Regions from separate parts of the Homo sapiens genome. Here region 2 is linked to region 1. Evidence: read pairs that join two places in POLR2A ChIA-PET (ENCODE). Cell type or tissue: MCF 10A. All regions are shown on one strand. Links, peaks and the distances in the headings refer to the core of each region. The heading gives the core; the rest is flanking DNA. Region 1 overlaps RAP2C-AS1 (RAP2C antisense RNA 1). Region 2 overlaps MBNL3 (muscleblind like splicing regulator 3).

Evidence for each region. ChIA-PET counts read pairs that join two places held together with the same protein. Peaks named below come from ENCODE experiments on the same cell type or tissue, not always from the same donor. Only the 100,000 strongest peaks of a DNase experiment are listed, where the experiment ranks them.
Region 2: POLR2A ChIA-PET joins it to region 1 with 13 read pairs; 2 of 35 experiments call an interaction of 5 or more read pairs at or near these places.

The regions. Positions count from the first base shown.
Region 1 is chrX:132,266,064-132,274,981 of GRCh38, forward strand. The region is part of intron 2 of RAP2C-AS1 (RAP2C antisense RNA 1); the gene reads left to right. Among named protein-coding and RNA genes, the nearest start is that of RAP2C, 51 kb to the left of the region's middle. In MCF 10A, for the core only: no CTCF peak of the experiment used is centred there; DNase peaks (open chromatin) are centred at 4,838 and 5,368.
Region 2 is chrX:132,476,470-132,485,387 of GRCh38, forward strand. The region is part of intron 1 of MBNL3 (muscleblind like splicing regulator 3); the gene reads right to left. Among named protein-coding and RNA genes, the nearest start is that of MBNL3, 8.1 kb to the right of the region's middle. In MCF 10A, for the core only: no CTCF peak of the experiment used is centred there; no DNase peak of the experiment used is centred there.

The DNA of each region.
Region 1 (8,918 bases), core at 3,562-6,061:
TTGTCTTCCACAAAACGGGTCCCTGGTGCCAAAAAGGTTGGGGACTACTGTTCCTTTCTTGGCACCAGGGACCCCGGTTTTGTGGAAGACACTTAGACAATTTTTCAATGGACAGGATGGAGTGAGGGTGGGGATGGTTTCAGGATAAAACTGTTCCACCTCAGATCATCAGGTATTAGATTGTCATAAGCAGCGAGCAACCTAGATCCCTCACATGTGCGGTTCACAATAGTTCACAATAGGACTGGTGCTCCTGTGAGAATCTAATGCTGCTACTGATCTGACAGGAGGCAGAGCTCAGGCTTTAATGCTCACTGGCCTGCTGCTCATGTCCTGCTGTGCTGCCTGGTTTCTAAGAGGCCATGGACTGGTATGGGTCAGCAGCTCGGGGGTTGGGGACCCCTGTTTTAGAACACTTGCTTTGGGAAGCCCTGAAAGAATTCTGGTTCCCCTGCTGGAGAGACCATGTCAAGAGGAGAGCTCCTGAGACTATATGTAAATAAAGAGAGGGCCAGCCATCTCAGATTCCCAGTTGAGCCTCTGGATGACTCCAACTGCCATCTAACTACACTGCCTGAGTGAGATCAGCAGAAGAAATTTCTGGCTGAGCCCAGTCAATCCACAGAATAGTGAAACAAAACAGATTTATGTTTAGCCATTAAATTTTGGAGTAGTTTGCTAGGTGACAATAGATCATAGAAACACTCTTTTTCATGACTGCCTCATACCCTACACTATGAGATAGGGTAACAGAAATCTGATTTCCAAACTTTCCTGAACCCACAGGCCAGCTTTACTTGTCAGAAACCTGTTCATCTCTCCATGGAAAAGACATAGCTCCTGAATCATCCACACTTCTGTGTGAAGCAAGCCTCAGTACATCTTCCTAAAAGATAGTATTCCAAGTCTCTTGAGTTGTGCATGAAAAGCTTCAGTCCCAGACCTTGACATTTCTGGTATCAAAAAGCAGGTGTGAAAACTCTTTGGATGACTCATAATCAATCATCCAAATGGGTGGCCTCCTCCCTCTACGTGCCTGCCTGTCCAGAAGCAGATAACTGCTCAATGGTATTGCCTTTCTAGGGAACCATATCCACCCACCACCATCATAAACCCTTAGAAGTCTTGGTTTCACTCAAAAATTCTCACATATGAATACATGATGTCATCCTGAGGTTTGCATCAGACTGAGTTCAGATTGCATATTTTTCCACAAGCATCATTCTGCTGCAAAGTTAGAAGATGTATTGCTGCTGGCTTTATTTACTTATTTTTGTTTCCTTGACAAGAGTTCTGCTTCAACAGGTCCTGTGAAAACATTAATTTATGGCTATAATAATTTCGAATAATATTCTGGAGATAGCTGGTAGGCATATTATCCAAGAAGACCACTTTTATATAGTGACCTTCCTTGCATTGTTTTATTTAGAATGCACATCTTTATTTTTATAAATACAGCCAACTCAATTATCTAGGTTACCGAAAGGGCAAAGTGGTGCAAATAATCTAAAACGCTGGGGCGAAGGTCATTTGTATTTGTTTTGCGAATGTATTATAGTTTATTTTTCCAGCAGCAGCAGGTGTTCCTAATTATGGTTTTCTTTAGGCTAATACTGGAATTAGCTGACACACTCTGAGTGTGTGTGTATATATATATATAGAATATGATATATAAAAAACATGTTGGGTAACTGAGCAGGGAGAACCGACCCAAGACTCAAGCTGTTTGATGTACAATTTGCCTGCAAAGTCTTAATTTTTTTTTTTTTGGTAACTTACCTGTCAGATTTCACACATTAAATGAGAACTGTTCCTCACCTTGATGGGCTGCATACCAACTCTAAAGACGCCATAATTTTTCTGACATTCTCAAAATTTCTATTTGTGATTTACCTCCTTTTCCTCAGTCATGGGAGAATCTGGGCTTCTGTATCAGCCTGTTCATTGCAACGTCTGTCCCTGAAGGACTTTGGGGGCTGGGAGGAATGCACTGGGATCAGAATGAGACTGCAGGGCTTCAGCCACCATCTGTATCTTTGACTCCCAAATTCATATCCCTAGCCCAGACCTCCCTCCTGAACTCAAGTGGTGTATACATCTTCCTATTTATCTCCCCCAGAATGTTCCACAGGACCTTCAGCTGAACTCCTCTTCCTTACTCCTTTCAGAATCTCCACCTCCTCCTATGTTCATTACATCAGTGGCTGGTACCATTATCCATCCAGTCCTCAAACTATGAATTCAGGAATCATTCTTGCCTTCTCCGTCTCCATTCTTCCTCACATTCTTCAGTTCTTGCTGATTTTACTCCCTTATTTTCGCTTGTGTCTGCTTACCTGTTTCCATCCTCACTTCCACTCAGACCAAACACCTATCACCTCGTCTGTTCCACTAAAACATTTTTTTTTTTTTTGTAGCCCAGGCTGGAGTGCAGTGGCACGATCTCAGCTCACTGCAATCTCTGCCTCCTAGGTTCAAGCAATTCTCGTGCCTCAGTCTCCAGAGTAGCTAGGGCTACAGGTGTACATCACCATGCCCAGATAATTTTTGTATTTTTAGTAAAGAGGGGGGTTTCACCATGTTAGCCAGGCTGGTCTCGAACTCCTGGCCTCAAGCTATCTGCCCACCTCGGACTCCCAAATTGCTGGGATTACGGGCGTGAGCCACTGCGCCCGGCCTCACTCAGACACTTCATAACTTGCTTTCTTGCATCAAATCTTGCTCCCTGCCCCCATCTATCCTCCACAGAGCAAAGACACAGAAGGGTTGTTCTGATACCTATATCTCAAGTCACTCCTGTGCTTAAAATCCCGAATGTCTTCTCATTGCCCTTAAGGTAAAGTGCAAAACTGTTACCTAGCCTACAAAAGTCCTGCTCAAATATGACCCCTGCCAACAGTTATGTCTCTTTTCCCTTGGGTCTCCCCACTTTCCTCCCTTGCTTCTCCCCACCTCAACCATGCTCTAGTTTTTTCTGTCTTAGCACATGCCAGGCTCTCTAGTCTCTGGGCCTTTGTGGGGAGCTTTCCCTCTACAGTTTCCTTTCACTTTCCTCTTCATCTGGCTAAATCCTCCTCATTCTTCAGATCTGGATAAAAGTGTCACCAGCTCAGAACAATTTTCTCTGACCACCCCCCAGACTTTTAGGTCTCTGTTTCATGCTCTCCTAGTACCCCGGACTTCTTTGTAGCACTCCTCAGACTGTAAGTACCACAAGGGGTCAGGACAGGCATGTATTAATTCCCTGCTCAAGTTGTTAGCACTGTGGTGGAAACGGAATAGGAGATCAATAAATATTTTCTAGGCCAGGCACAGTGGCTCATGCCTGTAATCCCAGCACTTTGGGAGGCTGAGGTGAGTGGATCACCTGAGGTCAGGAGTTCAAGACTAGCCTGGCCAACACAGTGAAACCCCATCTCTACTAAAAATACAAAATTTAGCTGGGCGTGGTGGTGGGCCCCTGTAATCCCAGCTACTGGGGAGGCCGAGGCTGGAGAATCACTTGAACCCAGAAGGGAGAGGTTGCAGTGAGCCAAGATCACACCACTGCACTCCAGCCTGGGCCACAGAGTGAGACTCTTTCTCAAAAATAAATAAATAAATATTTTCTAAATGGCCGACTAAACAATGACCTCCTAATTGGTCTGCCTTCCTTCAGGGTCTTCCCTCCTGACCTATTTTATCCACTCTCAGCAGAGCGATCTCTAGGCCTAGAATCTAAGGTACAGCCCCAATCAAATCACTTTGGAGCTTAAAGAAAAGTCAGTTCTTGCCCTCACCTACCAAATGAAGTCTGAAGGCTTTTGTATGACATGACATTAAGGTGTTCTGTAATCTGGTCCTAAACTACCTGACCAACCTTATTTGTCCATCTTGTTTTCTGCTTAGAAGAAACTCCAGATTCTAGTCAAATAGAATTGCATGCTATTTCCTGCCAGTGCTTCACGTTTTCTAGCCTTTGTGCCTTTACTTCTGGTGATCCATCCTCCTGGCAAGCCCTCACTGCATTTCTGCCTAAGTCCCATCTCTCCTTCATGATCCTCCTTAAAAGTAATGTCCTCTCTGAAGCTTTTGCAATTCCCCCTGGCAGCTGAAAATGACCCCTGCTCCCTCTGAACATCCCAGCCCTTTCTACCTCCCTGTGGCATCGATCCTATTATGTGCACGCAAGGCTCATTCTCTACTAGACTGCAAACCACAAGGGAGAAGAGCTTGGTCATTTCTGTATGACTGACAGGACTTGGGCAACACTAGAGGTTAGGGACCTGTTTGGAGGCCTACCATAAGTTTTATAACTTTGTACACAAAGTGTTTTCTAAGGACCAGCTGCTTAGATATCACCTGGGGGCTTGGTAGTAATTTACAATCTTGAGCCTACCAGATTTAGCAAATCAGAATCTGCATTTTAACAAGATCCCCAGGTGATCCACATGCACATTAAAATTTAAGAAGCAGTGCACTGTTTTATTACACAAGGTAAGAGCATCCGTAAAAGAGGATAAACACCACATCTTGTAATTCTGTGCTCTCAGACATGGTATCAACTTTCATATCAGCCGCACAGTGTGTGTTTCTCTGCTTTTGAATCACCAGCCCAATTTCCTTCCTGCTCTTAGTTTGGAACCTTCCCCTTCTTCAAAAACATGGAAGGATCCCTGTCTTGGTCAAGGGAACCCTTTCTCCTATGAGAAAGCTGTGGATGCACAAAGCTGGCCCCAATCAGAAAGGGAGGTTATGATTCCTTACAGCTTGCCATAATTTATGTAGTCTCTGGCCAAGGTGTGAGTCAAGCCTCGTGTCCTCTGTTAAACATCAGTGCAAGAATGCCACGGAATGATGTCAAGTGAGCTTTTGAGCTAACCACTCCTAGAAACATCTGGCGCTGGCAGAGGATCATGACTATGAATACAGAGGAAGGGAACACTTGAGCAATTTGAATTAATCACAGTTTTAAGTGTCTTGTACAAAATGTTTTTATGTTTTGATCTAAATAGGCAAACAACTAAGCAATGCTTTCCTAGGTTTTAGAAGAGAGGTAAAGATCCCATTGAAATGACTTTTTTCCCTCTGCACTTTCTCTTTCCTCACATCATTCGAACAAGAATAACCTTCTCTTCTTCCCTAGGGCTCCCTTAATTATTAACACAGCTGTGCATGGTGTTCAGCGCCCACCTTGTCTGTAGATGCTGATAGGTCCTGTAAAACATATTATCTCGCTTCTTTACAGTACACTGCAGAGAAACTTGATAATTGGAAAAACCCTCAAGTTCAGGCAAAGCAGCTAAAACTAGAAGTGGCAGAACCTGCTGCTTTTGCCTCAGGCATATATTTGCTGCTAAATCACTGCTCCTAAAAACTCCTCTCATTTGAGCTCCTTGGCTTCTAATCAGAACCACACCCAGAGTGAGACAGGAGTGGTTTCAGACTAGCTTCTGTCTGACACTGGGAAAGAAAAATAAAACTGTCTTTCTGCCACTGAAGTAACAGAAAAATAAGGGCTTGCTGGCAACCTCCGTGTCACAGGCCTCTGACTGCATTTAATCAGAAATGTCTATTGTTGAATTGAGCTTTGCTGGCCAAAGAAATAACTGTTTTGAATTAGAAACTGAAAGATGATGAACAGGCCACTGATGGAAGCTATTCTTCCCCTGAGAAAGTTGTCCCTAGACGAGATTGTGAAATAGACGCATTTCACATTTTCTCTTAAACTGTCTCTCCATTTGCTGGGTGTATCAGTTAGGGTTCTCTAGAGAAACAGAATCAATAGGATATATATAAAGTGGGGGAGGGAAGGGAGAAAGAGAAGGAGAGAGATTGATTTAGAGTTGGCTCATATGATTTTGGGAATTGGCAAATTCAAAATTTGTAGGGCAGACCAGGAGCTGCAAACTCAGGCAAGAGTTGAAATCACGATTTTGAGTTAGAAATTCTAGGGCAGGCCAGCAGGCTAGAAACTCAGGCAAGATTTCTATGTTACAGACTTGAGGCAGAATTTCTTCTACAGTATACCAAGACAATTCTGGCATTTCAACTTCATTTCGTATGGGCCACATTTTATTCAAAGTTTCATGCAACCGGTCAAACTACTAGACTGGGCTAGGGTCAACTGGTCTTACTGACTGAAGGCTATGCAGGTTCAAAATTGTTGGTCTGGACCATAAGGAAACATGGTAGGGCTCCCTGTGAAATTAGAAAGCCAGGAAGGTTTAAAAGACAGGGGTATTTGTCTGACCACTCTAACTTGCACAGAAGGAGTCTCTGTGGCCATGTCAAGAGAGCCAAACTCTCAGATATCACATCCTTCAGGAGACGTCCATGATAGGCAGTGACTCAAGAACTACTCTAAGGCCTTACTTTGCCTTTTAAGCCAAGACAGTTTGGCCCTCCCTGTTCTGTACTGCCCTATCCTGACTGACTGGCCATCCCCTCTGAATTAGAAGAGTACTTACTGGTCTTTTCTTCAATGCCTGCCGCTTGTCTGAAGCACAGTGACCCCACATCCTCTCTCCCAGCCACATGCCTTTGTTGGCCTTCTGGTCATCCAGCATTCTGCATTGCAGTGTCCTGGACAGGCTTACCCTCTCCCTGCTCCCAAATAAGCTTGTTCTACCCTTCCATGTGTTCAAACCTTGTTGCCAGCTCATGGAGCACTGGATATCTCTTTGACAAAGTGGAGAGGCAACATGGTATGAATAACTGATAATCTACTTATATTTATTTATTCAATCAACAAATAGGTACTTTAGTGTATCAGGCCTTGTGCTAGAGGCTGGGAAGAAATAAGTAAATCTGACATAGTTCTTGCCCACAATGTACTCATCATCTAGTTAAGGAGACAGACAAGCAGTTGAACACAAACAATTGCCATACAGTGTAAGAAGAATAATGGTAGAGGTATGTTTTGAGAACAGTTGTAGCAGAGAGAAAAAGTGAGTAACGCTTCATGGCCTGGGAGAGTGGAGAGGATTTCAGCTGCTTCCTGAGAAGTAAGTAGTAGTTCACCAAGTAAACAAGGCAAATGAAACATGCCAGAGTGAGGTAACAGCAGGAGCAGAGGCACAGTTGTGTACTCATACACAGCTTATTGGAATAATGGAGACAAGTCAATCTAGTATGGCTACATATGACATGGTGCATGCCAGGGATTGGACATTTATGTAGGAGTAAAGCTCTGGTGTTCCGGGCAACTAACCTTGTACTTAATGCTAAGGGCAACAGAAAGCTATGGAAGTTTTTTCTTTTCTTCTTCTTTTGTACTAACAGCTTTACTGAAGTATAATCCACATTCCATACAATTCACATAAAGTATACAATTCATGGTTTTAAGTATACTCACAAAGTTCTGCCATTATCACCACTGTCTAATTCCAGAACATTGTCATCACTCCAAAAATAAGCCTTATACAGTCACTCCTCAACTTACGATAGGGTTACATCCTCAACCCACTATAAGTTGAAAATTTCATAAGTTGAAAATGCGTTTAATATACCTAACCTACTGAACATCATAGCTTAGCCTAGCCAACCTTAAACATGTTCAGAATACTCACATTAGCCTACAGCTGGGCAAAATTATCTAATACCATGCCTATTTTATAATAAAGTATTGAATATTGCATGTAATTTATTGAACACGATACTGAAAGTAAAAAACAGAGTGGTCGTATTGGTGCTCAAAGAATGGTGTCTATTGAATGTGAATCTCTATTGCACTGTTGTGAAGTTGAAAAATAATAAGTCAAACCATCATAAGTTGGAAACTATCTGTACTAATTACCATCCACCCCCCATACCCATTACCTTCCAGCCACTGGCAACTACTAATCTATTTATACATTTATATATTTGCCAATTATGGACATTTCATATGAATGGCATCAAACAATGTGTGATCTTTTGTGACTGGCTTCTTTCATTTAGCATGTTTTCAAGGTTCATCCATGTTGTAGTATGTATCAGTACTCTATCCCTTTTCATGCCCAAATGATATTCCATTGTATGGATGTACAACATTTCATTTATCCATTTTATCAGCTGATGGAAATTTGGTTGTTTATACTTTTTGGCTCTTATGAATAATGCTGTTATAAACATTTTTACAATTTTTTAATCCATCCCCTCAAGCATTTATCCTTTGAGTTACAAACAATCCAATTACATTCTTTAAGTTACTTTAAAAGATACAATTAAGTTATTATTGACTATAATCATCCTATCGTGCTATCAATATTAAGTCTTATCCATTCTTTCTATTTATTTTGTATGCATTAACTATCCCCACCTTGCCCCCAGTCTCCCACTACCCTTCCCAGCCTCTGGTAACCATCCTGCTCTTTATGTACATGAGTTCCATTGTTTTGATTTTTAGATCCCACAAATAAATGAGAACATGCAATGTTTGTCTTCCTGTGCCTGGATAATTTCACTTCACTTAATGATCTTCAGTTTCATCCATGTTGTTGCAAACTATTGGATCTCATTCTTTTTTTATGGCTAAATAGTACTTTATTGTGCATATGTACCACATTTTCTTTATCCATTCATCTGTTGAAGGACACTTAGGTTGCTTCCAAATCTTAGCTATCGTAAAGAGTGCAGCAACAGAGGAGTGCAGATATCTCTTTGATATACTGATTTCCTTTCTTTTGGGTATATACCCAAAAGCAGTGAGATTGCCAGATCGTATGGTCGCTCAATTTTTAGTTTTATGAAGAACCTCTAAACTGTTCTCCATACTGGTTTTACTAATTTGCATTCCCACCAACAGTGTACAAGGGTTCCCTTTTCTCCACATCCTTGTCAGCATTTGTTATTGCCTGTCTTTTGGATAAAAGCCATTTTAACTCTGGTGAAATGATATCTCAGTATAGTTTTGATTTGCATTTCTCTGATGATCAGTGATGTTGAGCAATAGAGTA
Region 2 (8,918 bases), core at 3,543-6,042, 210 kb after region 1:
GTTAGGAAACCATGCAGCTCTTTCTCTCCTTCCTTTCTCCTCCTCCATTCTACAAGAAAGTTTGCCTTGACAGTCTCATTGCCTACTGAAGGAAATTTCCACTTACAATAAACAAAACAAACTCACCTGTCAAAGGTCTTGAGTTCCATGTATACCTTAAAGTTTCAAATGTAATATTATATAAAACGTCACAATATTTCCCAGACAGCCTGATGAAAGTTAGAGTGCTGCATGAAATGAATGATAAGTTGGTGTTTAGTTGGCTTGAGCACTCCCTCTCACAGAGCTTTTGCTTATCACTATTAATTTGTCAAGCATCCCATAACAAAAAAATCCCAGAAGGCTAACGTGAAAAAGGTAGCTGACACCCAAAACAATGACTAATTTTGTTTGCCTAGAACAGTCAACTACATGCTTGTTACAGCTGAAAATCCTGAATAACTCACACTCAAACCCCCCACACCTTATTCAACTGACTCTATACTACTCTGTACATGTTTACAGTGAAACAGATGCTTATGGGCAAAGGTATCCTATAACCCCCCAAAATATGTATTACTGCTTTCTAAAAAGCTTTAACATCAGAATAAGAAAGAATTAAAACCTTTAGCTCTCAGGATCAGAGCATGTATGCAATTTCACCCTTCAACATTTTTTAGTTTTTATCGTCATAAACAGAATAACGGGTTTTGTTGGTGATGATGTAACCCTTTATTATGGTCCTTAATTTGTTTTACATCTCATTTCATAAATTGATTGCTAATTACACAATCAGTAGATCTGTAAGTCTTTTTCTATTCTTAATCTTTAAATGTATTATATCTGAGGAGGGAGATACAAACTCACAATGACAGAGTTTAGTCACTAACTCATAAGAAGCTGACATTACATTTTCAGAGCAGTAACTTCAGTTTAACATTTAAATATCTATAAAGCCTTATTGTATGTCAAGTCTCAAAGTTGAGGAAGCAACAGTGCTTTAAGGCTCTGAAGGATGTCCACAGGAAGAGACTTTTGGGAAAGAATTCAATATGTCCCAGGCAGAAAGAGATTTAATGACAATGGGAGGGAACTGCAGGAGAGGTGAGGGTGAAGACAAACTCCTCATGATCCTACTGGAGATGCAATAGTACCCCCGGAAGGCAATATTTTCCTCCCCCTGACAATTATTTAATTCTAAGGAATATGCACAAATTGGCCAGACTTCTAAGGCCAGACTTCTCCTAATGGGTTGCATTCAGTAGTTAATCTCTTATCTGTTCATGTGAGTGAATCTTATGTTTTCCTACTACTAGGCTCAATACTCATTAGCACAAAAAAAGTGATTGGAAAGACTATGTGGCTATTTTCTTCTTTATTTCTGTAATCTTTCCCATTAATATTTTAGGTATATTTAACAGACTTTCAGCTTATGCCTCATCTACAATTTTAAAATTCATTTTAAAGTGTGCCTTTGTTCACCGCAGAAAAAATAGACACCCACAGGTTTTTTTCCCAGCATAAACATTTATATTTATGAATCAGCTTGTTTTCTTCTTGCAAACACATTCTCTTGCTATGACCATTTTTGATTTATGAAAATCAAAAACAATTTTTGAGCCCTTTAACTTATATTTAACTTATTAAAATGAGCTTGATTTTCTTCCAACATTTAAAATTTTTGGATAATTCTTTTGCCATTCGAAGCACCTCACACCCAATTGTCCCAAGGTTTTTAGTTGTCATTTTGTTGTTGTTGTCGTTGTTAAACATCCGTTTTTGGCTTTTGTTCCCAGATAGTTTTATTTTCAGTGTCCCAATGTTCTAGCAATAGCACTTAGTAAATACATAATATATAAAGTTTCTGCCTTCAGGATTGCAAAATACCTTGGACATTAAATCTTATAGCACATCTATAGCAATATCTTACTGTTCAGTTTGAAAAGCAGACACATAACTATCAGGGTACTGAACCAACAGCACTAGGTATGTTATCATGAAAGCCTTCAGCATCCCTTGACCATCTTCCCTTCAAAAAAGAGAGGAAAAATATTTCTGACACAGAAATAACATCCACTAAAACACTGACTTTTAAACCTTTCTGACGGCAACAAATAGTAAGAAACACACTTTACATCCTAACTCAGTAACAGGTGCATGGATTTGAAATAACAGTCTCACCCAATATATCTAATCTTACTACATGACACATGTTGATATTTTCTTACTGTCTATTTAATGCAATTCTGTTTAATAGAAATGCTAGTCACAACCTACTAAATGGATTTCATTATGCACTAATGAGTTGTTGCCTACCACTTGAAAATTACAATGATAGAATAAATAGGCTTTTCTAATACCACAAGGTAATGCTGTTGGCTCCAAATACAGTAGAGTAAACCTATATTAATTTTGACACCACTAGTTTAGATTGTGATAACTGAACCTGAATCAGCTTGAAATATGTATTTTAGATTACCTATAAAGAAAGGTTTTGCTAAACAAAATAATAATGTCCGGGCCCGGCACGGTGGCTCACGCCTGTAATCCCAGCACTTTGGGAGGCCAAGGCAGGCAGATCACCTGAGGCAGGAGTTCAAGACCAGCCTGGCCAACATGGTGAAACCCCATCTCTACTAAAAATACAAAAATTAGCATGGTATGGTGGTGGGTGCCCATAATCCCAGCTACTTGGGAGGCTGAGGCAGGAGAATCGCTTGAACCTAGGAGGCAGAGGTTGCAGTGAGCTGAGATTGTACCACTGCACTCTAGCCTGGGCGAAAGAGTGAGACTTCAACTCCAAAAATAAAAATAAATAAATAAACCCATACATACATACATACAGCTGTGTTGCTAATTATAAATGTTTGTAAATATTCAGGCCAATCTACTTACAAAAAACGTTGTTTGTTCTTAGTCCAAACCAGTTTCTAAATCGAATACGGTCTTTCATCTGAGCTTTCAAAATTTTAGTGTATCTTAACATTCAAACTCAAAAATGTTCAAAAATTAAAATCATATTTTGAAATATATATTTTTTTGTTCATCAGCCGCTTTTTTGTTTATAAATCTGCTCTGGGCATCATCTAATAATAACAACAGTAATGAGTATACGGTTTATTTGTGGAACATTTTAAACTTCAGAAAACCCTTTCACTTTTGTGAACTGGTAATGACCAGCAATCCCTGGATTACTGAATATTTAAAAAGCATGTAATGACATTTGCCAGACTCAAAAATGAAACTTAATATTTGGTTTGTTCTGCATGTAACAGATTACTCAATCCCATGAAGAAATGCAGGTGTCTGGCCATCAGTGATTGCCTCTATTTCAGAGATTCAGCCCACCCCTGCCATCCCCCCACCAAATTTGGAAGATATGAAAGAAATTTAAATTTCAAGATAAAGGACCAAGCCAAGTCATGGAGTCAGGGGAGTTGGGGGTGGGGGGCGCTGTCACATAGCCTCCTTTATATGGAGGTACCTACCAAAGAACTCAGAACAGATGTTTGTCTTTTATAAACATTTAACTTTTTAGCAAATTGAAGGCTTAGGAAGCTAAGGGAGTGAAGGGCAGGCCAGGAAGTCAGGGATTCCTGGATGTGAACCCAGCCTCGATCTTATTCTGTTTTTGCTCTAAATCAATGCCAAACTGTTCACACCTCAGCTGCTTTATAGCAGGCAAGAATTATACTGAGGACAAAACTGTTTCCTGGAAATGTCATGGGTTAAATGATTACTATTACAGCTCTCAATGGTACTTCCACTAAAGGCAAAGCACTCTTCATGTATATTATTTACCTTCATTATATTACGAGATCAAAGTAAAATATCTGTAACCTGCTAAACTGACCCTGAAAACAAACCATTCTTTCCATTCCTTTCCAAGTTTTTGTCCACTTTACTAATGATGAGTTATTCAACCAATTAGGAAACTCAATCATGTGATATTAAAGGTTTTCAAGTAGCTGTAACACCTCTGAGTTAAGAATTATCTGGCAGACGTTAATGGCAAATTCAGGGCCCTCAACTTTATTTGGCCAGTCTCTATTGGACCATCGACCTATAGGAAATGCCCTCCCATCAAAGGCCCGATTTGGCAACCTATGAGAAAGAAGTAGTTTGTCCCTGTTAGGAAAAGTAGCTCCATTGTCCATATGGATGAGGAGGCACCACATCCATACCCAGCTCTGCCCATGGTGCTCTGGGCTCTTCAAAGGGCAGAATGTGGTTTCACTTTCTCCCCACTGCTTCATGAGAAAAGCAGCCTGGTCGCTTCCTGGCATTTAATGAATGGTCCTCTCTCCGTGGATTTGGACTGTTGGTCCTTCCAACCAGTCATTAGCTGGCAGGAAATGCCCTCCTCAGCAATCACTATTGTGTAAATAAAGCCATAAACTTTCGAAGGCCCATGCAATCCCAGACCACAAAGCTGCACGTGTGGTGGGGGAGGGACCTTGATTGTAAAAGCACTGCCTTCCAAATTAAACTCAAACCACATGATACAGTTCATAAAATATACAAAACATGCAGCCCAGTGACAGATTTATTGTGGCCTTACAGAATAAAGAAAAAAAAAACTCTATATGGAAAACACAGCTACTTTTGACTCAAATAGCCGCCAAACAGGAAGTTAAAAGCAAATCAGCCAGCTGTGGCCTCACTAAGTTATGAGGGAGCCCAGTGCAACCAGCATTTCCTGTCATTGCTTGTCACCGTTTCTGAGTGCCTCTGTCTGAACTGTTTTCTTAGATGGCTAAAAATATTACAGAGATTTCTTTGGGGATAGACACAAGGCAACAAGGAGGCCTATTATATGATCTAGGCTTGAAAGTGAAAAATGTAACTTTTATCCAAAAAACATTCACTTAACACAGGTTACAGATTCAGTCACTTGAACCACTGCATTTTAATGAATATTGGAATAAAAGCCCACATTTGTAAAAGAATTTAAAATCAGATCTTAGGTTGCCTAGCTGTTTCCTGTTAATTTAGAATATATATTCAGAACCACAATTTTCATGTGCCTGATTAGTAAATGACAGAGCTGGAGACTACAATATCCCAGAAATCTAGCTTCTTAGAGTTTCTCTCATCATCATCATCATTGTCATCCCACAAAATGACTTGTGCAAGTTCAAAGTATGTGCATGAGAGTTCTCTAAATCAAATCACATTTTAGATCCTTTTATGATGTGATGATGATGATGATCACACTCTTCACAAAATATGGAGGTAGTCTTGTCTTTTTTTCAGCACTGTGAAATGCCAAGCCCTAGGACACATCTTTCTAGCCTATCCACTTTTCAATCACAAAAGAGCTTTGGAGGGGGAGTTTCAGTTAGAAAGCAAAAGCATTCTGCCCTGGTATTGTTGCTGCACTGAATCTCAGCGCATCTATATGAATTCCCCAGCAAAACCAGGTTATTAAACATGGGGTAGAGGGGCAACTTGCGAGTCAGTCAAAAGTCCCACCAAAACATGGATAAACCTGGAGGACATTGTGTTACATGAAATAAACCAGGCACAGAAATACAAATACTGCATGTTCTCACTCATATGTGGAAGCTGAAAGAGTTGATCTCATAGAAGCAGTGAGTAAAACAGTGGTAACTAGAGCCTGGGAAGGGTGGGGGTTGGGGAATAGCCAAAGGCTGGTTAATGGACACAAAACTATAGCCACATAGTGGGAATAAACTGTAGTGCTTTACAGCACCGTTGGGTGATGATAATAACAATTTAGTTTATGTTTTCAAATAGCTAGAAGAGAGGATTTTGAAAGTTCCCAACACAAAGAAATGACAAATGTTTGAGGTGATGGATATGCTAAATACCCTGATTTGATCATTACACATTGTATGCATGTATTGAAATATCACATTCTACCCCGTAAATATTACAATTATTGTCAATTAAAAATATACATATAAGTTTATAAAAAGAACTCCCAGACCCTCCCTCTAGTCAATCCACAGGCTTTAGCCCTTCCTCCTCATTTAGATGGGTAACACTGATTTTCAACTCATCTTCTATGGCGAGCGGGACCTACCCTGAACTTAAGTTTAGAGGCAGACATGGAGCCCTTCACTGCTCATACTGGTCTCCTCCCTGGTTCTGATGTCATGTCTAAATGTCGTGATGACCATTTACCTAAGGCCTCAAATTCACAAACTGCCTCACATGCAGATGTTTAACACTATCTCCAGATCAGGTTATGTATTTTGACCCTACATTTTCATTTGCATTACAATGTTAATTTAATAAATGTAAACATATAAAGTACACCACAAAAAAGTCCCGCCAAAATCCAAGGTCTTTCTCAAAAAAGGCCCTCCCTTGACGAGCCTGTCAATCTGAGTCTGGCCTTGACCCTGGCTTCAGAAAGCGAGCAGAGTGCATATTGACACAGCCTCAGCCTCTGTCTGCAGCTGAGGCCGCTGCTATAGGCATTCATGAAACATATCAGATTACACAGGCATGGTACCCCAGTCCCTCCCTAATGATTTTATTGGGAAGTCCTTAAATATAAAATGTAACTCTATAACATGTACTATGTTTCACTTCATATATCTGGGTGAGCTAATAAGGTTTCTCTTCATGTTGTCCAATTACTTAGGGGAAAATGCTGACATAAAGGAGTTGGGAGTTTAATTTTTTCTCAAAATCACTTCTGAAAGAAATGCCCCCATCCTTTCTTCAGGATCCTCATGGATCACAGACAGCAAACAATTTTTAAAATATCAATGTACCCTTTAACAAAACAGCACCCCCAACTGGGCCATTATCAAGTGCCTACTTTTCAGAGGACGAATACAAACTCTTCACTTGGGTACTGAGGTTAAATGTGATCCCCACCTCTGTGCCATGGGTCTTGTTGAATTTGTCATTACATATTTTAAATGGAACTCAGAAAAACCAGTGTATAGTATATGAATCCAACCTTAAAGCAACCACCTTAATATTATATATTGTGACAATCCCATTTTCCCCATTGGTAAATTAAGTAAGGAATTATTTCACGAGATACATGTCCAGTTAATATTCTACAGGGTGCTTTTGTTTTGTGTTGTTTTGCTTTCCTGCGTAGAAGCTGAGTACTACAAAACAAAAGGTGAAATGTAAGCTCTCTGGTTCTTTCACTCTTTCATTTTGCTAATAGACTACCCCTCCCATGCCACTCTCCAACATAACCTCTTGTTTGGTTACTTTGTACTGCCACATAAGGAGAAATTGCAAGCGCTAAACCTAAAGACTGATTATCCTCTGGGCACAAAAGATGATTGTGGTGGATCTGAAATGACAGCTCTTGTCTCTTCTACTGTGTGGACTTTGCTTTCTGTACACAATAAAAAGAGGCACTATTCATACCTGTATCTTGGTAAGTAAAAACCTATGCAAATCCAGCCTCTAAATGGGCAATCAACATCTGACTGAAAATGAGACAGCTCCCAGTGTCCTTTTTGGATTTTGTCTGTAACTTCATCACTTCCTAAACTATACATGACAGGAGGCATCAGAGTCACAGTATTTCTGATTTTTTTTTTAAATTTTTAATCTGGTGAAACAGTTAAAGAACTGTTTCTATGTAAACATTTCTTTGTAATGAAGACTGATATCCCTGGGATGTGGGGGAGGTATTCTAAATGCAACTACAGGTGAAAGAAAAGTAGCAGCTGGCTTTCAGGCCAGTCCTCAAGGTCTCAGCCCCAAAGCTGGCACTGCTTGCATCTCCCTGGACTTGAGTTGCTACTGTGGCCTCTAGCAGAACAGTCATTCAATCTAGCGTTCAGTCTGCTTATTGGTGTTGATTTTTCTTTTGTCAATAAAAAACAGAAATAATGCTACAAGGAAGAATGTTCGTAACATGCAAAAACAAGTTAGAAAGATTAATCTAGTCTTTCATTTATTTAACAAACTTTTACTGAGAACCTACTATCTACCAGGCATTAGGGATATGAGGTAAAGAGACCCAATAACCTCTGCTTAATGAATAGTTACTGGTACATTCAAGGAAACCTGAGTAAGCCTGAGGAAACCTTTCTCAATTTTCCACACCAGTTGAAGGCAATGCCAAGAAGCTCAGGATTCAAGAATCCAATGTGGACAATTTTAAGCTAATTTGTGATCCTAAATGGAAAACAAAATCCAGCCAACTATCAGACTCCAGGATGCTCCCATGGCTTAAAGAGATCAAATGACCTCTAGTCTCTACTGCCAACCCCCTGCATTTCTGTCCAGGTTGCCTTTTCTCTATGGGAGGCCCTTTATTTCTAAGCCCTTCAAGTTCACTCACTGTCTGGGCAAAAAACAAACTCCTGCCTCAAATCAGAAAACAAATAATTCCTTTTCCTCATGAGCCAACTTAATACTGATGCAAGTAAAACTTGAGAGTTGACATAATATTTTAGGAAGCATGTCAAACTGAGTCCTATGCTTGGGCTTCCTGAAAATCACCATACACATACAAAGGGAGAATACACACGCGCACACACACACACACACACACACACATTTAAATCAAGCCTCCTTTTATTCTTGCTTCCTCTTGAGTTCTGAGCAAAGCATCTTTTTATTTTTTATTTTTTTCTGAAAGTTAACTGCCTGGAGTTGAACATTCAAAGCCCTGGTTCTTTTCCTGAGCCTCAGAGTGACATCACTATATCAAATATTTATAATAGTTTACAGTGAACTTTTTTATTTCATTCTTAGAATTGGAGGAATACTGTAAAAATATTTTCCTATAATCTTCCAGTGAGAAAGCAATGCACATCTGTATACATTGTTTTGAATTGACCACTAATTTGTACACTCATGTACGTGTGTGTTTGTGTGCCCAGGCAATTTGGAAGTCCCATTATTTCTCAAATAAAAATGATAAGGTCCTACTTCCCAGATTGTATTGTTTTCTCCATCAATCTTTTAAAAACAATGTCACTCAA